Regions from separate parts of the Homo sapiens genome. Here all the other regions are linked to region 2. The links are chromatin contacts, found by Hi-C or POLR2A ChIA-PET in ENCODE. All regions are on one chromosome and are shown on one strand. Each heading gives the region's core, a stretch centred on a gene start or an enhancer-like site at or near the end of the contact. The rest is flanking DNA. Distances are from core to core; before and after follow the strand shown. Region 1 overlaps FAM3C (FAM3 metabolism regulating signaling molecule C). Region 2 holds the start of TSPAN12 (tetraspanin 12). Region 3 has its middle 130 kb from the start of FAM3C. Region 4 holds the start of KCND2 (potassium voltage-gated channel subfamily D member 2).

What was found. A loop is a pair of places that touch in the nucleus more often than their neighbours do. ChIA-PET counts read pairs that join two places held with the same protein, here RNA polymerase II (POLR2A). Pooled maps may share reads with other maps.
Region 1: a loop to region 2 is called in a map with no recorded cell type, with 3 times the contacts of the local background. The contact joins the enhancer-like site here to the promoter of TSPAN12 in region 2. A Hi-C loop is called at or near these places in 1 of 168 maps with a recorded cell type or tissue (GM12878), 16 of 37 single-sample maps with no recorded cell type and 4 of 50 pooled maps. POLR2A ChIA-PET finds 5 or more read pairs at or near these places in 2 of 52 experiments (GM12878 and Panc1).
Region 3: a map of GM12878 shows a loop between it and region 2 (2.4-fold over the local background). The contact joins the enhancer-like site here to the promoter of TSPAN12 in region 2. A Hi-C loop is called at or near these places in 1 of 168 maps with a recorded cell type or tissue (GM12878), 5 of 37 single-sample maps with no recorded cell type and 5 of 50 pooled maps.
Region 4: a loop to region 2 is called in a pooled map, with 2.8 times the contacts of the local background. The contact joins the promoter of KCND2 here to the promoter of TSPAN12 in region 2. A Hi-C loop is called at or near these places in 5 of 37 single-sample maps with no recorded cell type and 2 of 50 pooled maps.

Annotation. Positions count from the first base shown.
Region 1 is chr7:121,370,996-121,374,388 of GRCh38, forward strand. FAM3C (FAM3 metabolism regulating signaling molecule C) reads right to left here. Exons shown (of 10, transcript NM_014888.3): 4 at 1,115-1,144; 5 at 305-428. Among named protein-coding and RNA genes, the nearest start is that of FAM3C, 24 kb to the right of the region's middle. RefSeq lists an enhancer at 1,933-1,982. Within about 2 kb of position 1,641, at least 5 of the 41 ENCODE cell types and tissues checked have a DNase peak (open chromatin) inside an H3K27ac peak, as active enhancers do; they include GM12878, where a contact is called at or near this core.
Region 2 is chr7:120,856,629-120,859,618 of GRCh38, forward strand. TSPAN12 (tetraspanin 12) reads right to left here and starts at 1,516. Exons shown (of 8, transcript NM_012338.4): 1 at 1,192-1,516; 2 at 70-205. The coding sequence starts at 135. LOC124901733 (a long non-coding RNA gene) reads left to right here and starts at 207. Exons shown (of 2, transcript XR_007060491.1): 1 at 207-580. RefSeq lists silencers at 459-678, 871-1,170.
Region 3 is chr7:121,528,816-121,531,888 of GRCh38, forward strand. No RefSeq gene overlaps it. Among named protein-coding and RNA genes, the nearest start is that of FAM3C, 130 kb to the left of the region's middle. Within about 2 kb of position 1,621, at least 10 of the 41 ENCODE cell types and tissues checked have a DNase peak (open chromatin) inside an H3K27ac peak, as active enhancers do; they include GM12878, where a contact is called at or near this core.
Region 4 is chr7:120,271,890-120,275,065 of GRCh38, forward strand. It overlaps KCND2 (potassium voltage-gated channel subfamily D member 2), which reads left to right and starts at 1,286. Exons shown (of 6, transcript NM_012281.3): 1 at 1,286-3,176. The coding sequence starts at 2,744. RefSeq lists silencers at 373-472, 1,392-1,541 and an enhancer at 1,982-2,051.

The DNA of each region.
Region 1 (3,393 bases), core at 391-2,890, 510 kb after region 2:
TAAATAGCCACATGTGTTCTGTTGCTAGCAAATGGGACAGTGCAGATCTAGAGAATTTACTCAGAGGAAATCTCTTATCTCTATAAAGCCGAATAAGTGTTACGTTCTTAGTCACTCTCTAATATAAAATTTAAGAACTTTAAGGTCCCTTGAATTCATGAGAAAAAAACTACATAACAAAAATGGAAATCACTTTCCATTAATAAAGTATACCGAACACATTTTCAAAATATCCATTAAACTCAGGTTCAATTGGCTGCAATTTAATAGCACACCTTATCGTCTCAAGTCAACAAAGACTTACACATTATCTTCCAGGCAGATTTTGGGTCCCACCACGTTGGCTGCTCCACTTGCCATTTTAAAAGCAAAATGCTTCTCAGGGCAAGCTTTTGAGATCCCACACTTATATCTGGGAGGCTTTGTAGCTTTGGGGGAGAAAACATGATGTCTTTTTTTAGAAAACAAGTTAACAGACTTTACCTCACTTTACTTCAAATCTCAAACCACAAAGAGCATTAAGAAAAACATCAAGATACACGTATCTTAAAATACAAGCTAATTTGTTCCCCTGAGGGTTTCAAAGAACCTCAAAAAATTTTTTTAAAAAAAAACAGCAACAAAGAAACCCACAACAGACACCAGATCTTCCTAGGAAACAAACTAATAATGGATGCAAATGAGTCAAGTAATATGATCTGCATTAGGGCAAATATATTTTATCTAACTATGAGTTTATTTTTAAATTTTAGGATGTGGGGGGTTCTGAATGTTACTTTGCACTTCTAGTCCATATATGCACAAAAAATCGTCACCTCCAGGATAATTAAAAAAGGCCTAATGTTCCATTGACTACCTTGCCCATGTACACTCTTAACTCCTTCTCACACCAATTTCTGTACTTATAATAACGGAGCTAAAAAACACAAAATATCCATCATGAATAATTGCCAAAAATATTTGGGCTGTCCAATCAAATAGCATCCTCATAACTTTAAAAAGCAATTTCTAAAGCAGTTTTTCCTCATACTGAACTACTGACACTTTGAATATAAGCTCTCATATGCCTAAGGCAGAATAAATCATACATAAAATATTGAGATGAAATACTTACAACGTGCAGCTGTGTCCAATGCTGATCTTGCTGAAAAAAAAAAATTACTTTTGTTAGAAGGAATGAGTCTATTGGCAAGTATCCACTTTTAAAATATATTTAGGTCCACAAAAATAAGTGTTCAAATAATGATTCAGTATACAATAAAACATGAATATCACTTAAGAAAAAGTGAGAAAGTAACTTCACACTGTACATTCATTATAAACTATTAAATAATTATGGAGGATAGTATTTTACTACTGATAAAACATTTTATTTTTCCCTTACCATTTTGTTTTGAATTTTAGTTACTATATATTTAAATTTCAATCAGGAAGTTACTCTACAAACTTACCTTTCAATGTTTATAAATATAAATTTGGTGAATATGATGGTGTTTAAAAGTTGTTGCTGCTGTATGGTGTTGTACAGATACGCAAAGAAAGCCCCAGAGAATATACATGAATCTATCTTAGTGGTGAGGTTAGGAGATTGCGAGGGCCAGGGAGGGGGATGAGGAAGATCATTACTAAAAGATTTACAATTTATCAGTTCAAGGAATCCATGAGGTCAAATCTTAATTTGAATGTAGTAGTTCTCAACCTGACCATCTATCATAATTATAGTAGGGCTTTTTAAAAGCACTAACATCTGATCCCAGCCCAGGAGATTATAACTCAGATCATCAGAGTATTGTGGACAGCCATTTCCTGATTTGACTAATAAGTATGCAGTGTGATAAATGTTAACCAGCTGTCTTGCTATAAATAGTCACACAGTTTTTAGTTCTGTACTATTTTAGATAATTGTGAACTTCCTGTAGGTCCAATACTCCAACTAGTAAGCTGAAAGTTAAAAGATTGTATTGAAATGTTTAAAAAGAGGAAAATGACCAAGTAAATAAAAGCTCATTAACTCAATAGAACACTCAGTAGAATATTATGCACCATTAAAGCCATAAAGGTAATATAATAACATTGAAAAAGCTTAATGCCCAGAACAAAGCAGAAAAGAAACCTTATCTACACTTTACTGGGATATAATTTTGGGAAAATCAGTTTTTTAAGTATTTTAAGTACTTAAAGTCAGGATTTTAACTACTTAAAATCAGGATTTTAAGTAAATAACATCACCTCCATTTAATTTGTGTAACAGTAAGGGGAGTAGATACTTTAAGGTGAAGAAACTCCTGTGAAAGACTTTTCTTTCCAGAAGAAAGCTCATTTTTATCCAATACACATCAAAATCAAAAGCCCTGTACTAAGTCTGCAATTCTGAAAACATTAGCACCTGGTGGCCAAACAGGTACATTAGTTTTCATAAACAGCTGTCCAAGTATAGAATACAGGTACAACATACAAACACCAAAATCCCTCCTCTCCTACAACTATTTTCCCCTCAAACTACACTGATAGCTTCAATGCTTAATTTCTTTCTGCATATACACTTCATTTCATGGAACAATAATAAACATTTGTTATTGCATTTCATCAATGAATGTCCTTCAGTAAGTCGGGCTAATGAATCAGAACTATTTTGCACTTTAGTTGTTAATAATGTCTCAAGTAATTTATGTATATACTATATACCAATGGTTTAAATCTGAAAAGGTAAAAATAAATAAATTCAATAGAACATTAAGTATTTATGGCCGGGTGCAGTGGCTCACGCCTGTAATCCCAGCACTTTGAGAGGCTGAGGCGGGTGGATCATGAGGTCAGGAGATCGAGACCATCCTGGCTAACACGGTGAAACCCCATCTCTACTACAAATACAAAAAAAAAAAATTAGCCGGGCGTGGTGGTGGGCAGGGAGAATGGCGTGAACCCGCGAGGTGGAGCTTGTGGTGAGCCGAGATTGTGCCACTGCTCTCCAGCCTGGGCGACAGAGCAAGACTCCGTCTCAAAAAAAAAAAAGAAAAAAAAAAAGAACATTAAGTACTTATTGCAGCAATATAGACAAAAATAATTTGGACTGTGTTCAGTTCACTTACTAGCTAAGTATTCAAACTGAAAACAACACTACATTACACCACAATGCTGAATAAGATTGGTGAATTGTATCCATGTTGATGTCCTGATTGTGATAGTGTATTATAGTTTTGCAAGATATTACCAATGGGAGAAACTGAGTAAACAGTATGCACCATCTCTCTGTATATTCAAATGGATTTGTAAAAAACAATACAATTATCTCAAAATAAAGTTTTATAAAAAATTGTTTTTAAAAATTCATAATCGACATTGGTAATTTCAACTACTAATTGTAGGCAAAATTTTCATTCTTCCTTTCTAGAA
Region 2 (2,990 bases), core at 266-2,765:
CATTATCCGGTGGCTGCAGAAAACCAGAGCCAGCCGTTCCCACCTGTTGGTGCAGTGAAACTTACTTACCCAAAAGAGCAGATTGAGGGCGTAGAGCAGGCAGCGCAGACACTTCACGGAATCTTCTCTGGCCATTGTGAGCCCCGTAAGGGAGAAGCCCCATCCTTTCACCACATCCTACTCCCAAGGGCAAAACGGCAGCGATCTGCAGGGGGCGGGGGAGAGAGAACACGGGACATCTCACCATCACGCTTCCCACAGCCTGCCCGTCCCTCCTCCACCCGCCCTCAGCAGGGTCCAGAGGGTCCCGAGGCCCAGTGCATTCGAGACATCGCCTCATCAAAAATCATTTGTTAAAATCATAATGGTAACTAAACTCCCAAAAGTTCCAAACCGGCTTCAGATAACACCTGCTGGGAAAAGAAAAGAGCAACTATCCGGATGAATGAAGTCGCACAGTAAACTCGCGTTCTCAGGGGACACGCGGCGGAGCCCTGTGCATTCTGATGAGACGCTCTTGAAAACCTCCCTCACTCCACGCCCCTCCTCGAGGACAGCTGTGCTCGGCACTGTCCTGAAGGTGAGAAACCACACTGCCCCCTACCCCGGACACGTCAGAGGCGCCACCGGCAAGCCCGAGAGAATGAGCGCCCTTCTAGTTAGGACAGTTCCTGGGCACTCCAACTCCGCACCCCTCTACCCCGTCCCGCAGCTCGGGTGTGAATGCAAGGGACTGGGGCGGCGGGGCGGGGGCGGGGGCGGGGGCGAGGGGGCAGCGCGGAGTTGAGATTCCGCCCGGCTACTAGGGTTTCTCTGGGAGAACGTGAGAAATGATGTTTTCGGCCCCAGAATGATGGATTAGCCTGGGACAGTGGGCGGGGGGCGGGGGGCGCCGGGGAATTAGGGCCGATGCAGCTGTGCAGACGCCGGGTTAGTCATTCAAACCCCGCTTCCCCCGCCCGGGACGCTCCCGCGACCCCTCGCTCAAAGCCGCCCGCGGAGCACAAAGCGAGCGCGGCCACCGACCCAGCCATCGCGTCCGCGCGCCCCCGGCAGGGCGCGAGGGGAAGCGCCGGCGGCAGGGAGCCCCAGAGCCAGCCCTTAAGTAGTTTAGCACACAGCGCGGAGGGCAGCCGCCGGCGGGCTGGCGGGACAGCGGGCAGGAAAGGCGACAGACGCGTGGCCACTTACCGTCGGCGCTGGGCCCGGTGCCCCACGCCCGCCTGGGGATAGTCGGGGACGCACGGCGGGGGCTCATCGGGGCAGGGAACTTCTTCGCGGAGAGCCGGAGGGCTGCATTGGCTTCAGCTGGAGACGCTTCTTTCTCTTCCTCTCCCCCCGCCGCCGCCGTCGCCGCCTCCTGGGAAAAAGAAAAAAAAAAAAAAAAGTCCTGGGCAGCAGTTGCTGGAAAGTCTCTGCTAAGCCACCTCCCAGCGCCGCTGTCCCTCCCAAGTCCTCTCCGAGTCCGGACGAGGCAGCGGCGGCAGCCAGGGCCAGCTGCACAAACTCTCAGCGCATGCTCGAGCCGCTGGCTGCCGGGGTTGGGTCCTAGTGGGTGTTTCTTGTCCCTCTCACCCAGCGAGAGTCCCCAAAGGGACGCTTCACCTCTGCAGGATAGGGTCCAGAAGATAATGCCTAGGAACTTGGGAGAAGTCCGTGCAGTAAATCCCTTTAAAATGGTGGCGTCGAAGGAATGGAGGCTGGGTTATAAGCATAGAGAAGCAGGCTTTTATTATATGATAATATTTGTGTTTGAGAAGGGGGGTGAAGGGGTGGCCCAACCCAATTCCTGCAATGAGAAACTAGTTTTCACAACCTTTATGGAGCCACCTCCTGTGATTTGTTATTAACATGGTGCCCTATGATCCTTCTTATTGCTTTGTTGCCCTCCCGGATTTTTTTTTTTTTAAGTTCTTTCCCACTTTCATAGTGCACTAATAGCATTTACGGAAACATCAGAGTAATCATGTGCAGTCTGACATGCAGAAGAGGAGGAAAGAACATTTTTAACTCTTAGAAGTAACTCAAGCTTTCCAAAATTTCTCACGATAAGATTGTTTTGAGTTAACTGGGTGATTTATTTTGAAATGTGTACATAGTAGTGGATCTTTGGAAAATCTAATTTTTTTAAACTAGAAATTCATGAAGTATTACACAGCAGGAGACCATCCTTCCAAAAGAATCTTCCCTTTTAGAAGACAGAAGTTTCACACTAAATAAAATGCCACTGGATCATATCCTCCACATAAAATGTGGATGTGTTGTGCTATGCCTCACAGTACTGCTCATTTCTAGGATTACTTTTGTGGGCACTGCATGGCAAATAAAACTTCACCAGCAAATATGAATTACCTGGAATACGAGCAACATCTTTGACCTAATAACTGGAGTCCTTGGATTTCCTTGCAGAAAAAAAAAAAAAAAAAAAAATGGAATCCTATGTCCATGACTGCCTGTCTAGAGTTAGTTGCTGCATGACTGGAGTGACAATAAGACATGCAGTCTCATATGGAAAAGTCAAGACCAAAAGACAACATGGTTGTCCTGGGTTAGGCTAGGAAAATTATTGGTAAGCAAGTCACTAAGCAGTATGTAAGACAGCAACCCAAAAGAGTATAAAGAAGTATAGCCATACACAAAAAAAACACCAAGAAACATGTCCAGTTATCCATCAGATGACTCCAACTCTGATAATGAAGCAGCTTCTAGAATACTGGGGAAGAGCAAAGAAACCCACTTTTATCCTCTGCCAGTTTCTTCTCAAATTAGGGTGCATGCCTATTTTAAGCAAAGGACTGCTGAAACAACCAGCCATCCAAATGCTGTTGGTGCCATACATTCCCCGGAGAGGTATAAACATCCCCGCATTGAAAGGAGTCCATGACTGCTATTAAAACTGAGAAAAAGAGTGCCAACAATTCCCATGTGTCAAAGCAGAGATCCTCTTCTACTCCTAGAAGGTAGTTAAGTGCCCTTTCCTTAATTCGTAT
Region 3 (3,073 bases), core at 371-2,870, 670 kb after region 2:
GTCTCAGGATCCCCATGAGAGTCTCCTTTCCAGCTGAAGCTTCCTTAAGCATTTTCCAAGAAAGGGAGTATTGCCAACATATCCCTAAAGAGACCCACCAAATTTATATCACCCAGCAGGTGCCAGTATAATAATACACATGAAGCCATATTTCCTAATTAGTCATATCAAAATGATTCAGTTCCAAGCAAGCATCGCAAACTTTTACTATTTGATGCTCTTTTTATTGCACAGTTGCACACCTGCACAGAAGCATCATTTTATTTTCTTAGATCCTAAAGGAAACCAGCCCTCTTTACTGCTAGTGAACTCACTGGGCCTTCTTACTCCCTCTACACTGCTGGCTAGTCACTAAAAATCCTGTCCCTCTTATTCCATGTTGCACAACAATGCTGCATTTTTTCAGCCTTGCTTATAGTTATGATTGCTCTGGTATTAATGCAGTTTTAGTAAAAGTGACGTGTTTTCTTCTTGATCAAAGGCTTTAAGAAAATAATACGTTTCCTACATACTTCCCCCCACCATTTTTCCAGCTGAATGTGGTGATAATGACATTCTAGAGAACAGAAACCCCCAATATAAGAAAGTTCCTTAGTCCCTGATGTACTAAATAAAAACTGCCCATTAACTAGAAACTTTGGATTTTTACCTGAACAAGAAATAAACTAATATGTTTGAGCTATTTTATAGTTTGATTCTATTTTACACAACACCTAATGCCATCCTAATACAGAATGCATTATGATTATTGATGCTTTGTCAGAAATCTTCCTTCCTTCCTTCCTTCCTTTCTTTTTTCCTTCCATCCTTCCTCCCTCCCTCTCTTCTTCTCCCTTTCTCTCTTCTCCTTCCTTCATTCCTTTCTTTCTTTTTCCTCTCTCTCAGTTTCTTTCTTCCTACCCCTGTTTCTCCTAGACTTTTTAGAATCCTCTCGTGGTCACCAGTATTCTGATATTTCAGCATGGTGTATCTTGTTAGGTTTCAATCTTTATGCAGAGAATTCAGTGGATTTTTTTCAATCTGAAATTTTAAAAACTTCATTTCTAGAAAACTATATTTAATTCCTAATTTATCTCCTTCATTTTTCTTTCTTGTAGAAATCCCAGTCAACTTCCTGAACTGGTTCTCTAATTTTCTTACGTGTTTTTCTTTTAATGTTTTTTTCCTCCACCTCCTAAGATTTTCTTCACTTATGAGATCCTAATGATCCCATAATCCTTTTTACTCAAATTCGTTCCAGTGGCTTCTATGTTTTGGCAATCACGAGAGCATAATTAAGAGAGTCATTCTTAAAGGACAGCTGTAGCATTGCAGATATATGCCTGGGAATACTTGTTTTTTGTTTTGTTGTTTGTTTGCTTTTTTGTCCTGTTTCACGTGGAAAAAGCAATGCTCTCTCTGGGAATAGACCTTCCTTTTCTCTGCCTTTCCATTGGCAAGTCATTGGCTGTTGCTTTATTGCCAGTGACTTCAGCATGATCTGTATCAGTCAGGGTAAGCTAGATTACACTACAGTAATAAACAAACTAAAAACTTTCAGGGCTTAAAACAATACAGCTTTATTTCTCACTCCTGATGCATGTCCACGACAGTTCGGTAATGAAACTTTGCTTCTTGTGGTCAGTCAAGGAACTCAGCTGCAAGAGTGGCCACTATCTTACTTGTTTCTGGTTAATGTGACAAAGGAACAAAAAATTTTTTGCGGTCTGGCATTGGTACTTAAGTGCACAGGCCCAGGGGAGCCACACCACACACTGTTCACAACTCTCTGGCTCAAATGAATCACACAGCCCCATTCAAACACAAGGGAGCAAAGACGTGTCAATCTACTCAGCACCCAGGAGGGCAAAACAGGAAACAGTAAACAGTCTAATGACTACAATGACTCATGCAAGAAAAAAGTTAAGTCAAAGTAAGAGTTCATATAATGTATATGTATGTCAATAACCCAAAGTACAGCTGTTTATTCAATAAAAAAACTAGACTAGTTATGAACATCTCCCAGTTGTCTTTGATTTTGTGTATTTATTTGCTTGTATCCAGAAGGCCATTGGTGGTTTTAGATTTTTTTTTATTTGTAGAAGAAGGAAACATTGACTATAATCATCAGCTGCCTTTCTAACACCTTCTAAGAAAAACCTTGGGGTATGTTTCAGCTAAGAGGTGGTAAGATTTCTTAATCATGATCCAAACTGTTTTTAACAAGTTTCAACAAAAACTATATATAGCCAAGAACCACCATCTGTTTCACATATTTTTGTGTCAGTGATAGATGAGGGAAAAAAGCTACTTGAAGTCACTGTCTTGAAGGTCTTTAGAATTGTCCCTTGAAGCCTGTGCTAACATTTTTTTTTTTTTTTTTGCTTTTCCACAATCTCCACAAACTGGCCAGCATTAACTATACGTAAATGGAATTCAATATAATATTTATTTTCAAGAAAAAGAAGGCCTCCTTGCTAAATGGGTCTAAGTATCAATCTTGAGGAGTTTTTTTTTTTTTTTTGCCGTTGTGACTCAGTCTTCATGCCTCCATGTGGAAGTATAAGCATAGAAGTTCCTCAATTTACAAACAGGTTACCTTTCAAAGTGTTTTATTGATGTTCTGGTTGTGTAGAAAACAAAAATGAATTTTCCCATATAAATTACGTTACAATTTGGTGGTTAGATTTCCAGATTTTTATCACAGGAAAGCTTTTCTTCCTTTCCCTTCTATTATCCATCTTCTTCTAAATCCTGCTTTATCTTCTTTGCTAGCTTTGACTGCGTGAAATGGGATTTTAAAGCATCAGATAAAATAAGGTCAAGTGGGGGACAAGTGAGAGGCAGCTGTTTTTACATGGCAGCAGGATTAAGCAGGAAGACAGGCATGTAGCGGCAAGGGAAGAAAGGTGGGGTTGTAGAACTGTCCCTACGACATGTCTTTTCAGCACAGCTTTGCACATAAGAGACTTCAAGTCTGACTCATATAAATTAAAGATTTTTTTTACTGTGTCGTGGAACTTGGCACATAACATTCATTGTCATCATCTGTGTCTGCACTATCCTATCCCCTTGTCTAGATTCTAATCCCATT
Region 4 (3,176 bases), core at 36-2,535, 580 kb before region 2:
CCATTTCAAATTTTCAAGGTTGACACATCATGCCTGTAATCTCTAGGGCTTAAAAGTCAATTTCCGTAAAGTACAACACACAGTCCACTTATTTTACAAACCAAGGGCAGTCAAACCAAGCCATGAAAAGTAATTTTTAGGTAGAAATTAGGCTACTATTCTTCATCAATACAGATGAAGCCTCATTATTGCCAAAGATCTTAATTACTATGATGATGATGATTCAGTAATCTAGATTTAATTTTCAAAGGAATTTCAAAAGGAAACTCTCCACATCTCATCCCACAACTATCCAAATGCAGACTCAAGCCTAAGTAGTATATGTCACATAAACACAAAAAAGGTGGGTGGCAGCGAAGGGGTTTGGGGATGTTTATGTGATCTGACTCTCTGTTGGACCAGTTAATTTTGATCCTTCACCTTCCTAAAGCATCCAAACCTTAGGTGCAGATTTAACTTCTCGCCATCCACGCCATCTAGTGGCTTGTATGTGTTACGTTTGGTTTTAAGGATGATTCCTAATGACTCGGGGGCGGGGTACGCGAAAAACAAAAAGGTTGGTAGCGACAATTTTCCTGTGTCTCTCTACCTCAGTAACCCCTCATACGAACACCTTTAACTCTTTTAACTATTTTAAATATGCGCAGTGATGCGCAGAGAGGATGAAGGGGACGCAAACTTTCAGAGACGCACGCCCCTTGACGATGACATTTAGAAAAGGGCTCCACATCCCTGTTATTCGTAAAGGACGGGAAAAGGAGTTGTGTCAAGACCTCGATCGAGGAGAGTCTCTGATTTTTTGGCAAGTTGGACAGATGGCATATCAATCCCTGCAACGTTAACAATCTGGTTTTGAAAATAAATAAAAACAGAAAGAGGAAATGCACTTAAAAATTCCGCGTCGGAGCTTTGCGGGTCTTGCCTTCCAGTCGCCCCCAGAAGACAACCAATTCCTGCGCATTCCGCTCCGCTCACCCTCCTTCCCAGCTTCTCTCGCTCTCTTTCCCCCCATTTTCCCACGCTCGCCTTGAACCGGGACTCGAGAGGCAGAAGCAAGGCACGGGTCCCCTTTCTCCTCTCCTCCACCAAACCACCGCAGCCCAGCACGTGAAGCTTCCCTTTGTTCATCCGAGGCTCGCTTTTCTCCCCAGCAGATCCACCTGGATGCTCTCCCTCGGTGACATTTTGCGCCGGGGTTGGTGGGTGGCTGGGGTGGAGCGAGAGGAGCCCGAGGGGGCGGGGGCGGAGAAAGGTCAAGCCGAGGGAAAGGCAGGAGACGCCTTTCCTAACCTGCGTGGCGGGGCGTGCGCGCGGTTATTTATTTATTTTCTCCTTATTTATTGATCGCACTAGCAGAGCAGCGCGGGGAGCCCGGGGAGATGCAGGACCACCCACTGGCGGGGAAGCAGCTAGCAGCCCTCCCGCGCCCCCGCGCTGCCGAGCGCCTTCTGCCTCCGCGCTCGGACGAGAGCCCGTGCCGGCCCCGGCCCCGGCCCCACCGCGCCAACGCCGCCCGCCCGGCCGCCCCGCAGCCCCGCCGCCCCGCAGCCCCGCACCGCGCTGGCCAGGCTCCCGCGACAGTGGCCCCGCAGTAAGTTGGCAGGAGCGAGTCCCCTCCGTTCTCGCCTCCCCCGCACCTTTTGAACTTGTTGCTGCTGCTCTGCTCGCCTGCGCCTGGCTTTTGGAAGGTGAAAAGGAGGAGGGAGGCACGGAGGGATGGGGGAAGGGAAAGAAGAGCTCGCTTGAGCTTTATTTATGCTCTCTCGGCGCATCGGATTCGGCTGCTCGCGAGCTGCTTTCTCTCCTCTTCCCTTTCCGGGTGCACGGCGAGGAGAAAGTCTCTATGCAACTAAGCCCCGGCGCGCACTTGGCCAGGTATGTACCGCGGGAGCGGCGCGTTCTGCGCGGAAGCAGATGCTGCTGCCGCCACGGCGGCGGCGGCTGCCAGCTCCTGAGCTCTGTAACTGTCACACTGCACCTGAGCTGAACTTGAAAAGAGAGTGAAGGGGCGATTGGGCGAACGCTTTTGGCAGACACAGAGGGTGTTTGTAGACGTGGGGGAGGAGAATCTCTATTAACGCCCCCCACCGTAACCACTGCACATCACCTCCATCTCTGCAAATACAGCCCGAGGAGTAGAGGCAGCAGCAGCTGGACCCCCAAAGAGAGACGTGGGGCAGCGGCTGTGACCGCATCTCCTGAGCTACAACAACAGGTCGCCTTTTTGAGACTCCTTTGGCGGGAAGGGCTACTTGGAAAGGAAGGTTTGAAAGAGTGAGAAGGGTAGGTGTAAGGGTTCCCTAATTCGTCGAAAGAATTCTATTGGGTGACTCTCGTTCGTCTTCTCTATCCTACACTCCACATACTGACCCTATATTATCCAGACTGTGCCGGGGAGAAATCAAAAACACCTGTTTGAAGAAACGGCTGCACCTGTGTGCTTATTTGTGCCAGAGGGTGGCCTAGCCCACCTGCAGGAAGAGATTTGGCTGGGTTCTGTTGAGGGTGATTGTTAGGACGTTGTATTTTGTTGCCATTATTCCAAATACCTGTCTTGGAGGGAAAGTTGCCCTTCTGAGAACTGTGACTTTACCAGGAGCCCTATCTTGGAATAAGAGTTACACCTCTGGACCACGTTTCTCACTAGTACTTTGCTTGACTGGAGGAAGTGGGTGACTTTTGGCTGCTTCGGTGACCCATTGTAGACGCCTCGTTACCCTTCTTCCTTCCGCTTCAAGTAATCATGGCGGCGGGGGTGGCAGCGTGGCTGCCTTTTGCAAGGGCAGCGGCTATCGGGTGGATGCCTGTGGCCTCGGGGCCTATGCCGGCTCCCCCGAGGCAGGAGAGGAAAAGGACCCAAGATGCTCTCATTGTGCTGAATGTGAGTGGCACCCGCTTCCAGACGTGGCAGGACACCCTGGAACGTTACCCAGACACTCTACTGGGCAGTTCTGAGAGGGACTTTTTCTACCACCCAGAAACTCAGCAGTATTTCTTTGACCGTGACCCAGACATCTTCCGCCACATCCTGAATTTCTACCGCACTGGGAAGCTCCACTATCCTCGCCACGAGTGCATCTCTGCTTACGATGAAGAACTGGCCTTCTTTGGCCTCATCCCGGAAATCATCGGCGACTGCTGTTATGAGGAGTACAAGGATCGCAGGCGAGAGAACG